Linked DNA regions of Mus musculus: regions 2, 3 and 4 are each linked to region 1. The links are chromatin loops, found by intact Hi-C in ENCODE. Cell type or tissue: left cerebral cortex. All regions are shown on one strand. Region 1 holds the start of Plrg1 (pleiotropic regulator 1). Region 2 overlaps Gm30097 (a long non-coding RNA gene). Region 3 has its middle 3.2 kb from the start of Map9. Region 4 holds the start of Rbm46 (RNA binding motif protein 46).

Region 1 (5,000 bases):
ACCTAGAGTGTCCAAACAAAGGCTGACCTTAGATACAGGAAAACAATGACTTCTTTCCAAACTTATGCTTCATTTGTCAGGGTGAATAGCATACACAGAGTTTCTTTATTTTTCCTTAGAGAAATATATAATCTGACAGTAAAAGTAAGTAAGATATGAGGATATACCTTCAAAATATAATTGATTTTTAAAAAACCAACTCTTCCTAATGATCTGGGCAGGATTTCATCACTGTGACATTTAAACTGTTGCTGATGTTAAAAGAACTATGTTGAAGAAGTTCAATAATTTTTTGAGATGTATGGTCTTACTAAATTTCCAGTCTCTGACAGGTCATCTCCTAGTGAGAGTGCATTGTGTAAGTCTGTGTGTTTTTAGTGTCTCTGCATACATAAGGCAGATCTTGTTCAACATGCAAGTTCCTTCAGCCACCTCTTCAAGCTGCTTGGACTGGCATTCTGAGCTTTAACAGTCATTCCCCACACAGTGCCTGTGGGCCTCCAAAAGGACAGATGATGTGGGAGGAGCTGGGAATACACTTAGGAACAAGGCATTCAAATCATTAATCACGGATTAAACATGTGAACTGACCCTCATGGATATGTGCCTAGCCAATGTTCATTTAGCCTATTTAATTCTTAAAACAACTACTTTGTACAGATGATAGAGCTGAGGATCAGAGGTTAACTACTTACAGGCACAGAGGTGGCAAATGCTGGTACCAGACTTGAGCAAGTCCAACTCAACAGGCCGTGTTTTGTGCCCACTAAACTATGGTGCCCAATGGAATGCATGTGCGAGCTATAGAATTTTACGTGTACTTTCTGTTTGCTGTTGCTGCTGTTTGGGACTAGCTCATCTATGGTTATTACAGTGTCTCTGGTAGGCACCCTCATTTTTGCTTATTCATTTCTTTCATTCATAGTTTTCAACCAGGTATATAGGATATACGTGGATGTTCATAGCCATGTGACAGATGTAGGTGATAGCTTGTAACTTTTAGTTTTGTAATCTCTAGAGTTATAGCCATTTAAACAGCACTCTGAGTTGTCTAATGGCCCCAAGCAGACGATTCCATCCAAGGAGAAGAAACATACTGAAATACTTAAGTGCTTTTACACTCCGCTGTCATTGGTGGAGAGCAAAGGGAGTGCTGTTTGCTAAGTCAATAGTGCAGTGTTCCTCACACTGGGTGATCTTCTTTTGTAAGTCAAGGGCAGTCAATCGGTGACAGAGAAAACAGATGACCCATCTTGCCCAACTGCTTCCTGGCACCAAAGACAAAGGCGTGCGACACACCCACCCCCACCCCAAGTTTTCAAGACACTTCTTGTGACTGTTTTTCAGTTCATGTGAGGCCTAGACTACACTGCACAAGGCAATTTGAACTAGGCAGCCATTTTGAGTTCCTCCTTTGTGCCAGGCGGGATAGTTCGGTGAACAAAGGAGACGAGGGCCATGAGTTTATGGGGAAAGACAGGAAATAGAAGTTAGCCACAGCAACCCGTGCTGAACGGTACAGAGTGAGAGGAGGCTTTTGCTTCGTGACTTGGGTACCAACCTTCGGAGGGAAATGGACATTAAAATGAAAAGGGCTTCTGAACTTGCAACTAGGGGCTGAGTAGCAATGAGTGCTTGCATCGCACACCTTGCACCTGGCGTATTTCAAATGTATCCGTTGAGTGAGTTTATAAGTATATGCATGGATAAACAGATAAGACCTATCAGTGACTCTGCTTGTTTACTCGGGCATGCGATTGCAAACGTTACAGTCATTAGTCTTTTTAGCATGCTTCTCTTAACTACAACTGAAGAGTAAGAGTTGAAGGCCAAGCTGAACTTCTGGCACAAACATCAGAACAGCGTGGCGGTAGGAGAAGGTCTGTGGCAGGCATAAAGAGTAGGAGGTCGCTGGGCGGTGGTGGAGCATGCCTTTAATCCCAGCACTTGGGAGGCAGAGGCAGGCAGATTTCTGGGTTCGAGGCCAGCCTGGTCTACAGAGTGAGTTCCAGGACAGCCAGGGCTACACAGAGAAACCCTGTCTCAGAAAACAAAACAAAAACCACAAAAAACAAAAAACGAAAGAGTAGGAGGTCGCTGTCTCTGCTGACAGCTTCCTTTGTTGATCCCTCTGCTGATCCTTGTGTGTAGCTGATAAGGAGCCATGGGGGCAGGGACAAGAGGACATTCTCTCATCTGACCAGATACGGATCATAGGAGCGATAGCAAGAAAAGGCTGCTTCTCTGCTTCTGTTGAGACCAACCACCACAAGCTTTAGGGATGTCTTTGGAGTTCAGGACTGGTTCTACAGTGGTCCTGTCAGTATGCTGGACGCGACAGGTGACCAAGAGTGGGTATGCTAGCCCTACCTCCTGCTAGTCCTATCAGAGTCTCTTAAGCAGATTGGAATCTGTAAAGGAAGTAAGCGGAGAATCAGATCCACTGACTTGGTTTCTCATTCACAGCAGCATTGCAGAGGGAAGACTCAGCTACTGCAGTCTCTGCTTAGACTTTCGACTCTTCAGTTAAACCTGTCAGGCCTTCTGCTTGTCCCAGTTGTACCAGGCCACATTCTACCTCACTGATCATTGCTCAACAGGCAAGGTACACTAATTGAAGGAGATTGAAAGGATTTGTATTACTGAATGAAAAAAAAACAGCTTTGTTAATGAAAAAACGGCTTTCCTTAAAATCTGCACGATTGTTTTCACACATACAAACGCAGCATTCATATTTATATTCGTAAATAATTTGTCATGTTTGCTTAAAGAAAGTGTCCTCTGCACACTTATGAAGAGCCATAGTGACCTCTACTGTCCAGAAAAGGCAGCTCGCAAGGTTAGCCAGAGCAGGTTTTTGCTTACTTTTAAAGACACGTACATCTTATTCTTTTCGTTTGTTTTGGTTTTATTCTCTGTGTAGTTCTGGCCCTGGCTATCCTGGAACTCAGAGATCCGACTGCCTCTGCCTCCTCAGTACTGGGATTAAAGGCGTGCGCCAACACCTCTGAACTGGGACTCCTAACCAGCCAAAGATCCTGGATCCCTTCAAATACAAGAAAATAGGAGGGAGGCCATAGCAAACAGAAAAACCCAGGTTCCTATATGAACAGGAGATCTGTGTATGATATGTGTGATTTATGGGTCTCATGACTAGATAATAGGATCACCCAAGCTATTCATTTAAGAAGGAAATTTTCACACGGGTGGCTTAATTCAAGAGCTGTAAGAAGAGTAAAACCTAGTGTGGTTTACCTCAGTAGACTGCCCTTATGAGCCTTGCATAAGCTGTGTTCAGGATGACTAAGGTATCTCACAAGTTTAATGAGAGTTGTCTAGTAGTTATATTAACATAGATACATTAAGGTCTTTCTTACATTTCCTTAGTGTTTTGTGATTTAAAATGTTCTTTTCTATGGCTATTACTATTTCCTTGCAACGTGCACAAACATTAGCCACTTTTACAGAAAATAAGATCCTTTGGCTAAACTCACATTCACATTTAGAAATGACTACTTGCGGGCTACAAAGATGGCGCTGACGTTAAGGCTCAAAACTAAAAAGACTAGAAATGTCCATTTTCAGGTTAAAAACACGACCTTCATGTTTTTAATGAATTAAAATATAAATCGAGCGAGAGCATTGCTGTATCGGCGCTACGTTTCATCCTTCTCAAAGTATTCGCAGTATTCTGAGGACGGTATCCGTGAACTTAACCACAGTTCAGGAAGACGCACAATCTGTGAAAACGCCTTAAGATCGCAAATAGCAACTACATCAATACAGAAAACATTTGAAAACGATCGATCATATAAGCCACAGATTTATTTTTAACCTGGGTAAATCACAAAACCTCAACACTTTAGCGTCAAGCCAAATAAAATAAAACCAACTTAAGTTCTCAACCTTTTTTTTTTTTTTTTTTTAATTGCTTGTTTAAGCTGGACAGTGGTGGCGGCGCACGCCTTTAATCTCTGCACTTGGGAGGCAGAAGCAGGAGGATTTCTGAGTTCGAGGCCAGCCTGGTCTACAGAGTGAGTTCCAGGACAGCCAGGGCTACATAGAGAAACCCTGTCTCGAAAAAAAGAAAAGAAACGAAAAAGTTGCTTGCTTAAAACCTCCAAGTAAGGAGCACCAAGCTTCTGGAAGCAGGTACCGCCCCTAAACGTTAAGGCTGGCGCGCTCCCTTAGCTCCGGCTGAAATCTCCGCCCTCAGGCAGGAGACTCCGCCCAGCTCCGCCGAGACCCGCCCTTCTGCCTGGAGACATCGTTCGTCCCCGCCCAAACCCCGCCCCAGTCCCGCCCAGCGGCTGCCGAAGTCCCGCTCTCCTCCAAGAGGCTCCGCGCAACTCCGCCTAGCTTCCGCCCTCCACCGCTAGACTCCGCCCCTCGACCCCTGCGCGGCGGGTTGCCAATACGCATGTGCGGTTAGCGTCACGTCCGGCGACGGGCCCCAATCTCCGGAAAGAGCTGCCGAATAGTGGCGGCGTTTTCTGCGGCGATTATTTGAGTTCCTTCGCTGCTGGAGGGGTAGACTAAACGGCGGCGACATGGTGGAGGTAAAGTGATGCTTGGGTACTTGGGAGTCGTTTGTCCCTGGAGCTTTGCTTTGCCCACGGAAGTGTAGGATGAAAGTGGTGGGAATCTGGGGAAAGGAACTGTAGTCAAAGCTGGTGGTCTCGGCACGTCGGGGTGGGAGGAAGGCCGATGACATCCCAAGTCCGAGCTTCAGTCGGCGGGAAGCCTGAGGGAATCCTGCAGTCCGTGTGTTGTCGTAGGTACCTGGCCGTCTCCTGGGAGGCGGGGCTTCTGATGTTCCCACCGTGGCTGGGATGCTAGTCCGTGCTGTCTTGTCAGTTCCACTGTTATTTCATCTCTACCGCAGTAGAGGCGTGCGGTTCTTGATTTTGTTTGTTTGTTTGTTCTTGCGTATCCCAAACGTTTCTTACTCCCACCCACTGCGTTCCAGGTCCACTGCAGTCCTCCGAGTCTAGCCTAAC
Region 2 (5,000 bases), 55 kb before region 1:
AATTATCTGAGCTTACAGTTGAGGGACATGGGGGAGAGGTGTGTGTCTCAAAGCCTTCCAGATGGGAGTTAACCTATAAAGCTGGCATTGAAACCAGGCAGTCTAGCCCAGTGTTCATGCTAAATAGCCCCCATTCGCCATTAGCTAAACGCACCTCTGATTTGGTTGAAGTGTCTCAACAAACCTAGAGAGCAGGCACTACTCTCTTCATTTTAAAGACGAAGAAACAAGAGTAGAGGTTATTCCAGGCCACAGAGCTCTTAAGTGGAACTGGAGGGAAGAAAAGAAAAAAGGAAAGAGGCCTGACCTTAGATAACCATTCACTCTCCAATGAGAAAAAGCTTTCCAGTACGGAGACTTGCATCCCACCACCCCATGCATTTTAAGCCCTGCTGATGCATCAGTAGCTTTTATTTTGACACCAGATCTCACTAAGTTGCTTGAGTGGGCTTTAAACTCAGGCAGTCCTTGAACTTTTATTGTTCTCCTCCCCCAGTCTCCCAAGTAGCCTGAGGGCGAGCCCTTCCTAACACTGACCTTCAAACACTGACCCTGTGAGCTTCCAGGTTAGACCCACATTGTCCCTCCTTGCCCCTAATTGCCCCTTTGAGTACACACACACACACACACACACACACACACACACACACACACACACACACACACTTAGGATTGGCCATTTGGCCCACGGCTAGGATGACATGGCCCTAAAGTACTCATCCTCAGAGTCATCCTTCTTGTGCCTTTCAGGACACCCTGGGAATGGAAGTCCAGGGACACAGGTGGCCTCAAATCCTCTGTGTGCCTCTTCGGGAAACAGTGCTGCTCTGTGGAAAGGAAGCACAAGCAGGGCCATGACCACACAAACTGCTCAGGTTACCTTCTTTATGACTGCCTCTGCTTTCTCCTGCGTTCTCTTGCGTGAGGTGAGGCCTCTCTTGTATGATGGTGCAAGTCTCTAGAGGCTCTTGAGGAGTGGAATCCTGATTTAAAATAAAAATGTTTTTGAAAGAAGCTGTCATCGGTGGGCTTAATGGGGCAGCATTTGACAAGATTGCACGGTGGGGTGGGGCGAGCATCCTGGGAGCAACAGGATTTTAAAGGGAGAAGAGAGAGACACTGTGCACTGCTCTTCGGCCATCAGACTGCAGAGAATGTGGATCTCCACGAATTTAAATTTCCTTCAAGGATTCCATGTTGGGAAGAGGAAAGGGCTACAACCTTGGTGCTAGCCACAGAAAAGGATTTGTCTCCTGGAAAGAGACCTCACACAGTTCTCGCAACTTGTCTGACTACCTTGCAGGAGAAAACAGAGCTGAACAGATGATAGTGGGCCGAGCCACAGCCTGGCCAGGACTGCTTAGGGACGCATGCGCCTCTCCTTCTCATTAAACATAAGCCTCATGTTTATGTCGCTGCACCCCAGGGATGTCACTGGACCCCAGGGATGTCAGGACCCCAGTGTGGGAAGCCCCAAACGCCATTACAAGATGGCGCTGGTTTCAATAAGCCAACACCCATGAATATGGGTAAACAACCAATGTGCGCATGTGCATAAGAGTTTTTTGCCGAGTCACTGCCTGGCCCGAGGCATATTAATGAGGTACTGGTAGCATAACCAATCAGGTATGGACACGTCACTCCTAGGCCTATATTAGCAGCGCCATTTCTGGGGCTCAGGGTCTTTCGCCTACGCAGTCCATGCTCTCCCAATAAACGTGTTGCAGAAAGATCCTGTTGTGGCGTCTTACTTGCTGGCAAGTTGGGCGTCCCACACCCCAGGATGTCACTGGACCTTAGAGATGTCAGAACCCCAGGGATGTCAGGACCCCAGGGATGTCACTGGACCCCAGGGATGTCACTGGACCCCAGGGATGTCAGGACCCCAGGGATGTCACTGGACCCCAGGGATGTCAGGACCCCAGGGATGTCACTGGACCCCAGGGATGTCAGGACCCCAGGGATGTCACTGGACTGCTCATTGGTTCTTCTCCCCATATAGTCACTCAGTCATCTCTTTCTGATTTGTACTCTATTCCATCTTAACAGTCCTATTGAGAACTTGTGGCTGAGACTAGCCTGTTCGGGCTCCCAATGCCCAGACTCTGATTCTAACATCTCTGGTAACAGGCGAATCCATACAGTATGGGACCTTCAAGACTATTGGCCATTTGGGTATGAAACACTACCAAGAAGGAGAGGAGAGCAAAGAGCTCTGGGAGAAGGGAAACTGAAGGGGGCATTAATATTTAGATGATGTCCTTCATCAGCCCATCAGGTGGCTCTGTGTCAGTGAACATGAAACAGCTGAAGCTGAATGAGGTCTTATCCTTGGCCAGCAGATATTGGGTGTATTTTTCTGTACGTGAAGCAAGTGGGTTTTACACGGCTAAAAATATGCTCATTTGGAATGTGTTCCAAACAACTGGATTCGTAAAAACATGACTCTACTGTCAGCAAGCTTTTGGATTGAGGGTGCCAGCTTCTTGGGGGAAAATCAATAGTGAAAAAGCTGACATAAATGGGGGTTCTTGCACTTTTACACACCTGCTAACAATAGCTGGACAGACCTTCAACTGCACAGTGAATCTGTGACTCCATCAGGGCCAGTTTGACACCCTAGTCTCTCCCACGCATAAGTATATCAAAATTCTGATTTAAAGGCCATGCCATGATATCTACCGCTCCATCTCATGACCTAATGTAAATAGAGAAATATTACATTCATACAAGAATTCATACGCATACAAAAAGAACAAAGAGAAGATTCCTTAATCTGTAACAATCTATGCAGCAGGTTGGGTGTAGGAAGGTGACATTTGTAGCTAGTGTTCAAAATCACTCCACCAGAAGGTGGCAGTATAGCATTAAATATTAGACTGTCTGCCATAGGTCTTACACGTTCTTGGTATTCTGATCACTAAGTCTAATAAGCCTGTGCAACCCTAGAGGTCTGGAATGACATGTGCTAGACAATCCGTCCGCAATTCTGCACAGTACATTCTTCCATGCTGCTCAGAAATTCGGATGAAGAGATTCACTTCACAGAGTACATTAACTTGCAAAACCTTGGTGGCCTCCCCATCTCTGACTCCACAGAAGCTGAAATACTGAAAACGACTAATCCATTCTGTGTTATGAAATATTATTATTATTTTGTGGGGCTGACAGTCTTTACATCAGCAAGGAATTGAGGCAGGAGCCAGCCATTGTTTCTTTTTCTAATTGGTTGGCGGTGTTTGTTTTGCATGCTGGGGACTGAGCTGGTGGGCTACGGAGGGTACAGGACCCACACATCCTCTACCAATGAGCTACGCTCCCAGCCCTATTTAAGCTCTCCAGTTCAGATCTGACTTCTGCTCTTGGGCTCTTTTATGTTTTCACATCTCAGAAGCCGGCCTTACCCCCATCAACTCACGGGCTGCTCATTCTCAAAATCCCCTTGTTGCTAGCATTAGTAGGGTCAGAATCTGGACCCTAAACTGAGCCCGGGTCAGAACTTGCCTGGTGGTTTTGGCCTACCCCCTCATAGGGCAAAAGAGGGCAGGGGAGCAGCCTGAGGCTCAGCTCCAAGTCAGTAGGGGAGTGTGTGAATCAACCTCTTGGAAGGCCGTGGCCTGAGCTTTAAGTGGGCCCAAGTGAATGAGAAGGGCTGCAGTAAAGGAGCGGAGGCCGACTCCACCAGGGACTGGATTAGGTGAAGATCGAAGGCAGACTCCACCAGGGACTGGGTTAGGTGAAGATCAGCCCGCTTTCTCTACCGTTCAGGCTCTCTCTAACCACACACTTAAAGCCATCTGCCTAGGTTGGTGCTAAAGCTCCACAGTACCATGCTATAAATTCCTTTGCTTGCCACGCCTAGAATGTTCATTCAGCTTGATTCTGCTCACTATTATAGAGAGTCGTTCATTCCAAGCAAGCAGATACAGCCCAGAGGCCAGTGTGTAGCCTTCTCACCTTTTATTTTCATACAGCAAATCAAGGGAACAGGATAACAGCAGCTCCTGAATATTTATTTGCTTGTTTGTTTATTAGCGTGGCGGCCTTCTAGGGCTCCAGAGGCTTGTTTTATGGGCACCAGTCTATTGGGGTTTGTTTTAAAATGTTACAGTTTCTCTTTGCCTTTTTGAAAAATAAGCACATAACGTCCCTTTCAGTCAAAAAGTTTCAGTGCATGCCTCTATCTGCTCTGTGTCAGGATAGCTAGGGGACAGATAGAAGAGACACGAGAATAGGTGTGCTCCCACCCCCACTCTCACCCTGGCTCTTCTTGTCCTCCTGGCTGACACCCAGGAGTTTCACCAGAACTGACCAGACCTCCCTGTCTCCACTTTTCTGAGAAACATTGCAAGCGTGATTGTCAAAAGACCATGCCTCAAGTCTACCCTCTTTGTGACCTACTTTCAAAGGAAGGCTTTCTTTGCTCAACGTGTTCAGCACGGTTAGTGTTCCCTGCACCCGCTGGAGCCCTGCACGATCCGCCACGAACCAGAACTCACCGTTCAGGAAAAGTCAACGTGGTAGCAGATACTTTCCTTAACATCTTGACCTGGTTGTAGATTAAGTCATTTCAAACCCCGGCACCACACGCAGACTCACTGCTGAGTGCTTACTACCTGTGAGCCTCTCTTCCCATGCAACTTTCTTTGTACTTAATCAACAGACCTGCTTAATTTGGTTCACTCTGACTCTTCCAAAAATGCTTCTCTACGTCAGACCCAGATGCCCAGGTTCTGGGGTGGCTCCCTGGGCTACACTGCCAGCAATGTCAGGTTGTGTCTCTGCATCTGGTGACATCGGGATGCCACTTGTATGGGAGCCACCTTCTGGGTAACTGTGGACAGATTTTCTGGGGACAGTTGTTTTTCAAGCTAATATAAGTTGTCTTTCCTTTCTTTGACTCGTCCTGGAAACAGATTCATGTTCATTTTCTCTGCCCCAAACTGCATTTAATGGTTTGTGCATGTCATAGTAACATCTAATAGTAATGGCTCAGTGCT
Region 3 (5,000 bases), 700 kb before region 1:
CTTCAGGAACGAATCTCTGTCCCTCCTCACTCCTCGTTCCACGCTCGCCTGTAAGCTTCACTTTCTTCCTTGTCAAGTTAAGTGCTGGGGAATGTTTGACTCTTGGATGGGAGTCTGAAGGGAAAGCCTTGATTTATAGCACGCTGCTATTTGCCACGTTAAAATCCACCATAGCTGATTTAAAGCTGTCACCTTGATGTCACCGAAAGCCAAGTTGAAACTGGATGAGTATTCGGGACTCTCATGGGCTGGTGCAACTCCACTCTACCTCCCTGTGAAGCATGTGTTGCCCACCTGGACATGACCTGGCCCTGTGATCTCCCAATACATTTCCTTTCTCTTCAGCTGGCCAGTGGACAGTACTGGCCACTCACTCACTGGAAACCGTTCTTCTCTTCGGGTTCTCTCTCTTCCTGTAGCAGATGCTTGACTTGCTGTGCCACATACCACCTGTCTGCATCCCATCGATGTTTCCCAAGGGTTCCATTTCTTGCCCCATTCTGTGTTCCCTGTCCTTATTTTCTTGGGCTCACTCCCCTCCTGACATACGCCTTGACCCAGCACACTGCTGCTCCTCTTTGGCCTAGCACACACACCTTTAGGGGAATTTCAGTGTAACTATTTAGACTCTTTTTACCCTTTCTCATTCCACTCCCTCTGTCTGGATAGTTTGTTTGTGTCACATCTGCCCTAAGCTGAAGCCATAGCTTCCTGGGCAATGTTATTCTCCTGACTTGTTTCTTGGTTCTTCTTCTGTACTCTAGCTAGTCTCTCCTCTGATAGTTAAAATTACCGTTATTTAGTATGATACAATCTTAACTGCTTCCATTTCCCTAGAGACTAAAATTTTAAGTGCATGGTTCATAACTACACTTGCTTTCTCACTATGTGTAACATGCACGAACAGAAACTAAACCTGTTAATATAAGAACAGCCTATCTTCTACTTAGTTTTTCCATTATAAACACAGAATCTTGATTTAAGAATCATGTATATGAAAGTAACTTTGGCTTGGAAGTGACATAATTTCTTTTTTTTTCCCCCAGTAACTTATTTTTTTATTCACTTTATATCCCAGTCACAGCCCTTACAAATACTCTCCTCTATTATCCCCTCCTTATCTCCTCAGAGAAGGGAAAGCCCCCCTGAGTACCACCTCATCCTGAGACATCGAGTCCCAGCAGGACTAAGCTCATCCTCTCCCACTGAGGCCCAACCAGGCAGTCCAGCTAGGGAAATGGAATCCAGTGGCAGGCCAGAGAGCCAGAGACAGCCCCCACTCCAATTGTTAGGGAACCTACACGAAGACCAGGCTACATATTTGCTACAGGTGTGTAAGGGTCCTAGATCAAGCCTCTGTATGCTCTTTGGTTGGTGTTTCAGTCTCTGTGAGCACCCCCATGGGCCCAGATTAGTTGACTCTGTAGGTCTTCTTTCATGTCCTTGATCCCTCCAGGTCACTCAATCCCATCCCCTGCTCTTCCACAAGACTTCCCAAGCTCCACCTGATGTTTGGCTGTGGGTCTCTGCATCTGTTTCCATCCGATGCTGGATGAAGCCTCTCAGGAGACAGTTATGCTAGGCTTCTGCCTGCAAGCATAGCAGAGTGTCATTAATAGTGTCAGGGGCTGCTTCTCTCACATGGGATGGGTCTCAAGCTGGGGCAGTCATTGGTTGGCTGTTCCCTCAATCTCTGCTCCATCTTTAATCCCTGTGTATCTTGGAGGCAGGACAAATTTTAGGTCAAAGGTTTTGTATGTGGGTTGGTGTCCCCCTCCCTCCACTGGAAGTCCTGTGTGGCTATAGAAGATGTCCACTTCAGTCTCTGTATCCCCAACTGGTAGGAATCAAAGCTAGGGTCAACCCCATAGATGTCTTATGCTTTATAGACTCCTTGTGCTCCCATAGCATGTTAAAACACAGTTATTTACAAGCAATGCATATTTGCTCTCTACAGTTCACAGATTGAGACGCTGTGTAACTTCACTCCAGATCGAAACATTCCCTCATAGACAATAGGGAAAGGGTGCAGACTCACAGGACAATTACAACTCCTGAGGACTGCCCCTCCGCAATATTTATACAAGTAGCAAACAATGGTTGGGAGAGATGGAACCATTTGATGTAGCTTTGCACAAGTTATATAGGGAACTGTAATGATGCAGCTCTGGTATGCCACTGGTCATGCTGGAGTGGACTTGTTAGTGATGGATTTGCTGCAGTCATACATGCTTCTGTAAGTAAATCTAATAAGCTCTAGTTGGTTCAACAAACTAGAGACGGGGCAAGTAATGCCCTTGGTCTGTCATTGGTTTCATCTGCAATGGGTAGATGGGGCTGCAAGTCTGAAGGATATAAAGGAGAATTCATAAAAGCTGATCGAATCGCCTGGCTATGGTCCTGCGTCTCTCCAACCTCCGTTTTCACTATGGCCACATCTGGTACCCTGCACTTTTGTGAAGATTCCTGTGGTTATGTTGGTTTCTCCAAAATCATAGGGGATATTTCCTACATACTGTAAAAATCAATCTAATTAAAAACAAATAAAGCAATATATTTTACAGGTGTTAGGAATTAGCTCTGGTGGCAGGGCTATCCACTTAGACTGTTAGTTAAGAGCACCAGTTCTACATTAGCCTAACTGGGTCCAGTTTTTCTCTGTTCATTAATAACTGAAATAAATATACTGAGAAAAACTAAGTTTGCTTTATTTTCTCACCTATAAAATGTGAATATACAAAAAGGAGATATTTCACAAAGGTAGATAAAGTTTAAAATAAATAATTACTAAAGCAGAAAGAATTATAGTGGGCCCAATAGAGTTAGCAAATGTTCTAGTATCCACTCAGACCACGTTTCTAACAAGAACAGCATCTGTAGTGACTACTGACTTAGCACATAAACCTAATGACAAAGACAGTTTGCTCAAAGTGAGTTCCATTTTACAATAAAGAATCATGTTTCTCTTGCTGTATAAAACATATCTTTATGTAACATGCAAAAGTACATAGTTATATTTATCAACTTGCTTTTCTCAAAACAGAGAGATTCTCCAAAATTAAAAAAGGACTTGTTTAGTAACAGCAGAACATTGTGATCTGAACATGTAAATTATGGACGCATGAAAGGACCTTGGAGAACAGGACCCAAATGGGGTATTTTGAAACAATAATCTTCAGTCTCTGGTTAATAAAAAGTGGGATGTCATTTCCAGTCTGAACAGATAGGTGCTGGCCGCAGATGTCTTGCAGAAGTACTTCTGGTCTGGGTGACATCTGAAGCAGAGGGTTATGGCCATCTTTAGTGGTATCAGTCAACCATGCAGACACCTTCTTTCACAACATCAAAGCATTGTTTGCTTTTTGTTTGTTTTGTCTTTTTGACACAGGGTTTCTTTGTGTAGCCCTGGCTGTCCTGGAACTCACTCTGTAGACCCGGCTGGCCTCAAACTCAGAAATCTGCCTGCCTCTGCCTCCCAAGTGCTGGGATTAAAGGCGTGCATCACCACTGCCTGGCTCATTATTTGCTTTTAAGTTTAAGGTTGACCAAAGTGACTCCATTTTAATTTTGATAATGTTGATATTTCTTTCAAATAGTGATGTTAAGTTTTTCCCACATACAGAAAAAAATACACTTAAGTCACCACAGATCACTACAATGAGGTGGCTTTCCTTGTGACTCTGATGTTCCCCTTTGTGAGTCTCTCCCTGGCCACAGTGCCTTCCCCCCACAATTCTGCAACTTGTATCTGAACTCAGCCTTCAACCTGCAAGAGCTGTGGGGACTCATGTCTTACAGCATACCATCCAGTGCCCATAGACTGCTCCCATGATGATTGTGAGCACAGACCCTTGTTCCTTTAAACAATTTTTTCTGATCTCTAACCTGTACCACAAGCCACAGAACAACTAACTTTGTGCTAAGCGAGGATTAGGAACTGCTGAATAAAAGTCACATCTCAATTTCTTTGTGATATGAAAAGGGGTCTTCGTCTACCCTATATCCTGCCCAAACACATGCAGGCATGCACAGGTGCTCATGCAGGTGCACACATGCACACACACAAAGACACACACACACCAAAACCAAAAGGCAACCTGAAGAATCACTGACAGTAAATTATCTTGAGCACTAACTAAAAGCAGTTCCTGTGCTGAGCCACTCAAAACCATGGTTAGGTGGGTCCATATACTGGACTTCAGGTCCAGCCTTCTCTCCCATACTTAGTACTCAACTCAAACTCACATGTGTAACAACTGAATTGCTGCTAGAAAGAATTCTCTTTAGAGCCTCTCACTTTGTGCTTGTGGCAAACAACCATCCGAAACCCATTCCCATTGTGTGCAACCCGGCCCTATTGGTAGCTGGGAACTCAGTGTTCTCTATCATTGATGTTGTTGTAAGTTTATTTTTGTAAGTCATGCCTACATTAAAGTTATATCAGTTAAATGAATACCAAATGAATAGAGCCCTTACACATTATCTAAAAATTAGTTCTTCCCATTTGGGTACCCGCCGTGGGTACAGGGCCTTTATCAGAATCATAGATGTTAATAAAATGTAGGATAGAAAAGCTAACAGTAACTGGTGAAAATAGAAAATCTTTTCCTTATGCAGATATTCACTTAAAAATAGTTAAAAACAACATAATTAGCCAAAACAAATTTACCAACCAAGAACAAGTTGAAAAACTTAAACTAGGCTTTTTAAAGGAGTTATTGCAAATATTACTTAGAAACCTTTTTCTCACTGAACTTCATATTTGTTTTTGTGTATTTAAAGATCTATTTGTCAGGGTTATTTTTTAAAAGAAACATTGTGGAGATACAGAAACAAGTTTAGTCACTTGTTAATGAATTGATTTCGACATACCTTTTTCAAGTTAAAAATAGATGAAGTCTGTGTAACTTTAAAAGTTTAAGTGTTTTGTGTATTAATAAATTATTAAATGGCAAAGATAGTGATACTGTCAGCAGTACTTTTTCCAGCCTTCTCCCCTG
Region 4 (5,000 bases), 180 kb before region 1:
ATGTGCTCTTTCAGTTTATGAGAGATACCTATAAATGCTTTCCTGACTAAAGACACTGTCATCTGTAGTGTCATTTGAAGTCTTATTAATTTGAACACAGAAATCACATTTCCCCTTATCTTTTTACCTTACCAACCAACAGATATTAAAGTTAACAGCATTAAAAATTTTTAATTTACACAAATTACTTATTTGCAATCCTTTCTTAACTTCTGGTACCTCTTAAGTTTTCCACCAATGAAAACAATACCACTGAACGCTTAAAGCGTAACTTCACCCATACACAGTTGAATATATATTCTTGGTTTTAATATTTCTTACTTTATAAGGATGTTTGCACCTTACATGAGCTGTTTTATAATTTTGGCATTAATATTTTAAAGTCCAAGACTCTTATATGAAAATTAGCACTTAAAACATGGCCACACGCAGGAAATAAGGCATTAGTTGGTTATTTGGCAAATACAGTGCTAACAAGATCCGAATGTCCTCAGTGGCACAGTTAGTGATTGAGACAATATTTTAAACAGGTATACTTAAAAACAAATCTACCTATCACAGCGCTAAGGTTGATTCTTATGACTACAAAGGAAGTTTCTGAAGCATCTCATTGCCCTAATCCCTTGAAATGAAAACTGCTAGTTATTTAAATTAGCCTATTTCCACATGCATATTCATAAATGATGGGCTGTTACCACCTTGATGCTACCTATAGTGCTTCCTGGTTTTAACCTAATTCTAGAAGGCTAAATGAGGTGCTTTTTCTGAGTCCCCTGGGGTCCCCTTCTCATAAATTCACCAGGAAGCCAGTCCACCAGCATCCACCGGGCCCCTGGACCGGCTCCGTGGTCCTCCCTCACCCCAGGCTGCACTAAGAGTGTTATCCGGCCCGTCGGGCAGTTGGCTCCCGACAACCACTCACGCAGATCCCCTAGGCAGCCCGGCCGCTTCCCAGTCGGGGCGGCGGAAAGTTCGAGGCCCGGCCCCCGCTAGGAACTCTGGGCGGCGCGGCGAGCGGACACAACGGCGACGGGAGGCCAGCGAGGTCGGGAAGCAGCGGCCAGGACCCCGAGGTCCCGGAGCTTCTGCCGACTGGGCAGCCGCGCAGGGAGCCCGAGACCCGAGAGCCGCTGTCGACGGGGCGGCCGCGCAGGGAGCCCGAGACCCCGGAGCCGCTGTCGACGGGGCGGCCGCGCAGGCCAGCCCGCGGACACCGCCCGACGGTGGCGCCCCGGACCCCGCACGAGGGCACCCCCGACTGCGGCCGTTGGCAGCGGTTTGCCGGTCACCCCCGCAGCTCCCATTCCCGCCTCACCCCGTCGGGTCTTCAGAGGCCAGACCTAAAAATCCCTGGACCAACGAGCACAAACCGCCGCCAGAGCTTCGGATCGGCGCTGCGGGCGGAAGCGGTGGTCAGAGGAGTCGCCGCGGGGCCGGACGGGGCAGGGCGTGGCCAGTGGCGCTCGTGCTGTCCTCGCGCCTCGGGGCCACGGGCTCTTCGCCTCAGCCTAGCGTGCCTCACGTGGAGTGGCCCCACCTCGACCAATCAGCGGCCGCCGGTGGGGGCGAGGAGGCGGGACTGAGGCTTGAGGCCGGAGGAGGCACTTGCGACAGGCGAAAGGGACTTGGAGTGGCACGCTCGCTGGCCAATCAGGAGGAGAAAAGCCAGTCTGGGCGAGTGAAGTTTGGCGCGTGGAAGACTTGAAGGCGTTACTAAACAAAAGTTACAAAGTGAACTTGCAGTGCTTCCCTTAAGGGAGATGTAGGTAGGTTGAGAAAGTTCTTTGTCTGGCTGGATGAAGTTTGCAAATCTTGATTGAACGCCTTGTTGGGTGCAAAACAGTCATGGGGACTTTTGTAAATGAGGATGGGAGGGGTGGCCCCTTAATTTCTGATTCCCCTTAAAACAGATATGATGAGACTGGGATCGTAAATAACGTTAACAGAGTTTTAGCCCTTTTATGTTTCTACGTGCCAAAAGCAGTTCCAGGGCATCTTCGTCCGTTCTCACAGGGTTTTTAAAACTAAGTTATAGCATGTTTTACAGACAGGGAAACCGACTCAAGAGAGCTGTGGGCGTTTACACAACGTGTGCATCAAGCGGCTTGTGATATGTTACTATCCCAAAAGGTGCCCCCCAAGGAGAACGCTATGCACAATACCTGGGAGGCGTTGGTAACTCGGAAAGCAGTTATTCCTAAACTCTGCTCTGCACAGTATTTTCCAAACAAGTTGAAAGCCTGAGCCACATCTAATACACTAGTTTGGCTTTGTTTTTAAAGATTTTTTTAACCTCAAAAACTACAAGAGGAAGGTTTGTTAAACATTGTTCGTTTGTTTTGTTTTGTCCAGGAAAGAAAGGTTCTTCACATTCATTTTCATGTCTGAATTTTACAGACTTGATTTTACAGACTAGCTGATTTTAAGCGTCGTTGTAGGAGCCTGTAGAAGCCAGTAGGTGGCGATATTTTATTGTGAGGTGTGAATGAGGTCTTGGAGGTAGCCTGGAGGACTACTTAACATTTCCAGTGTGTTCTCTTTTCACACCCCATCCCCAGTATAAAGGAAACCAAGTGAACAAGAGTTTCATAAAGGTCATTAGAGTGAGGCCTTAGAAACTTGCTTTAGAAAGACAATGTTAAAGACTCAAGTTACAGGGTACATCCTCTCCCTCAAAGTCTTAAAGAAACTGAGCAAATTTTATTAGCAGATGTATTTTTCATTGACTGCTATAAAAGATTTATGCCTTCTGCAACCAAAACATAAAGGAATAGCCTTTATTTCTTAAGTTTCCAAGAAGAGGGCATCTGAAACCTTTATGCTACGAGAATTCTTTAAGAATAGACTGCAAAATAGAAATTTTTAGATGCTTTATGGGGAAAGATGACCCAAATGAAGAAAGATGTGAAATGCAGGTGTTCTTTTGTCTGAAAAGAAGCCAGAATTGGGATAAGCCTTTGCTGATGGCGAAAACAGGAGAAAATCTATCAGCAGCTCAAAGGGAAATTATGCTGTCTGTGGGAATGGAAAGAAATGGTTAAACAGTGGAAGGGACCAGGAGAAAAGGTTCAGCATTTAAGAACCAACCCTGGCTGTTCTTCCAGAGGAGCCACATTCAATCCCAATGGTTTTAACTGTCTGTAACTCTGCCTCTAGGAGATAGACCACCTCTGGCTTCTGTGGGCACATACCCACACGCACACACACACACACACAAACACACCTTTACATAGTTTAAAATTAATAAATATTCTTTAAAATGGAAAGGATGTATAAAATAATTGGTTAGAGTAGCTTGGATGTATATACGTCTATTTTCCCCTTATGAAATATAAGCTTCGGGATTATTTAGAGGTTAGGTTCATAAATGTCCTATAATATACAAACTTCCAAAGGTTAAAAAAAAAAAGTAATGGAAAGTCCTTATAAAACGTTTTCTTTCCAGTTTAGGCCTGATAGAAATAAAGGTGAATTTTCTACCCAAAGGTCAGTGTGTCGCTAGAGATTCCTCCATCCGTCTCTGGTCTTCATGGCAAAGATCGAAAAACGTGGCGACTGCCTGTGTGTTTCTAGAAGTCTTAGCCGTAGCATAGAACAGGATAGTAGCACAGGAAACAGCCCTGCTTTGCTGTGGTTACTCTTTAGTCAAGCGGATACCCTCTCAGAAGTGTGTGTTTTGTTTTGTTTTTACGATGGCGTTACAGTTACAATTCCAGCACACTGGCCCACTCTCTCTCTCTTGGTGGTGTGAGACTTTCTACAACAGAATGTCTAAATGCCATGAATGCCCCATCACTGAACCAGGAGCCATTATCAAGAGGACTCTAAGGGAAGGTAGGTGCTTCAGCAATGACTTTTCTGGTGACAGAAATGGGGTATCTTTATGTCCTGTCTGTATTGCCCTAGGATCGAGAACCTTGCTTTTATGTCAGCAAAACAGAAATCAAGATCTTTGTATGTAGATCAATGACAAGGAATCCAACCCATTGCCAGAGCCTCAGTAAACATCAGTACAAATTGGAGGGAGTTCTGATGAAGCCAGACTTCTCCGGTTTATACTAGTTACTAGTTACTATCAGGAACATGTTGCAAAGACTTCTCACTGTGATGGACAGAGGAAAGGGCCTTGGACCCAATATGCTGTTCAGAGTCATGCCTCCAGCTAGACTTCCTTTAGCTAGACTCACCTCCAACCACAGCTTTGCACTGCCACCTGGGACCAAACACTGTACAGATGAGCCCACTCATTCATACTCAAACCACAACAAGCTTCTATAATAAGCATTGTGGGGGGGGGGACCAAATCCTGATGTGCAGGAGGAACTATAAGCCTGAAACTGCTGCTCGGAAGATGGAGAGCTGCAGTCTCTAGATTAACCTACCGAGCACATCTTCATGGTCTGCTGACCAGCACAACACAGTAGAAACCTCAGGATCCTCGCTGGAAGTTAGGAACACCTACTTACATTCAAGAAACTGGAGTCTGACATCATTTGCCAATGGTTTCACCCAATCAGGATCCTCCTATTTTATCAGAAAGAATTCCCCCCAGGGAAGACCCAATAAAAGAGCCAGGAAACATGAAAAAATATGGTAGCACAATGTAACTAAATTATCAAGAAACACACAAAAATTAGTGGGTTGAATAAATAATTAAGAAACACCCAAACTTTTTTTCTCAGTAGATTTTACTCCTATAGAGCTAGAAATAATTTTTGATAATATCTCCCTTATTAGATAGTGGTATCATAGAAGAAAACCAAAATACAATGGCGGGTGTTCTAGGGATTTAAGTGGAACCAGCAGGCCCTCAGGATCAGCTTTCTAGCAAGACCCTGTGCTTTAGTAAACTACCCTTTGAACCCTGCCCCCACCCCCAAGAGTGCTGACATTTCCGCTGAGCCCAGACTGGCAGTTTTCTGAAACCCTGCTATTGAGCTCTGTGGACTTTCTTTACCAGGTTCTACTTGGGTTTTCCAGATGCTTGCGATAACACCCAG

Evidence for each region. A loop is a pair of places that touch in the nucleus more often than their neighbours do. Peaks named below come from ENCODE experiments on the same cell type or tissue, not always from the same donor. Only the 100,000 strongest peaks of a DNase experiment are listed, where the experiment ranks them.
Region 2: it touches region 1 in a loop (9-fold over the local background); 31 of 42 quality-filtered maps call a loop at or near these places.
Region 3: it touches region 1 in a loop (5-fold over the local background); 19 of 42 quality-filtered maps call a loop at or near these places.
Region 4: it touches region 1 in a loop (11-fold over the local background); 15 of 42 quality-filtered maps call a loop at or near these places.

Annotation. Positions count from the first base shown.
Region 1 is chr3:83,051,096-83,056,095 of GRCm38, forward strand. Plrg1 (pleiotropic regulator 1) reads left to right here and starts at 4,443. Exons shown (of 15, transcript NM_016784.3): 1 at 4,443-4,559. The coding sequence starts at 4,551. In left cerebral cortex, CTCF peaks have their summits at 2,823 (motif pointing left) and 4,385; DNase peaks (open chromatin) are centred at 1,741, 2,872, 4,347 and 4,774; H3K4me3 peaks cover 1,285 bases; H3K27ac peaks cover 479 bases.
Region 2 is chr3:82,996,347-83,001,346 of GRCm38, forward strand. It overlaps Gm30097 (a long non-coding RNA gene), which reads right to left. Exons shown (of 5, transcript XR_375748.2): 2 at 881-983. Among named protein-coding and RNA genes, the nearest start is that of Fgg, 8.9 kb to the right of the region's middle. In left cerebral cortex, a CTCF peak has its summit at 2,853 (motif pointing right); a DNase peak (open chromatin) is centred at 2,872.
Region 3 is chr3:82,352,399-82,357,398 of GRCm38, forward strand. No RefSeq gene overlaps it. Among named protein-coding and RNA genes, the nearest start is that of Map9, 3.2 kb to the right of the region's middle. In left cerebral cortex, no CTCF peak of the experiment used is centred here; DNase peaks (open chromatin) are centred at 2,914 and 3,094; H3K4me3 peaks cover 128 bases; H3K27ac peaks cover 1,342 bases.
Region 4 is chr3:82,874,993-82,879,992 of GRCm38, forward strand. It overlaps Rbm46 (RNA binding motif protein 46), which reads right to left and starts at 1,491. Exons shown (of 6, transcript NM_001277170.1): 1 at 1,316-1,491. It overlaps Rbm46os (RNA binding motif protein 46, opposite strand), which reads left to right and starts at 1,713. Exons shown (of 4, transcript NR_040382.1): 1 at 1,713-1,766; 2 at 3,705-3,834. In left cerebral cortex, a CTCF peak has its summit at 2,435 (motif pointing right); DNase peaks (open chromatin) are centred at 1,589 and 2,468; H3K4me3 peaks cover 354 bases.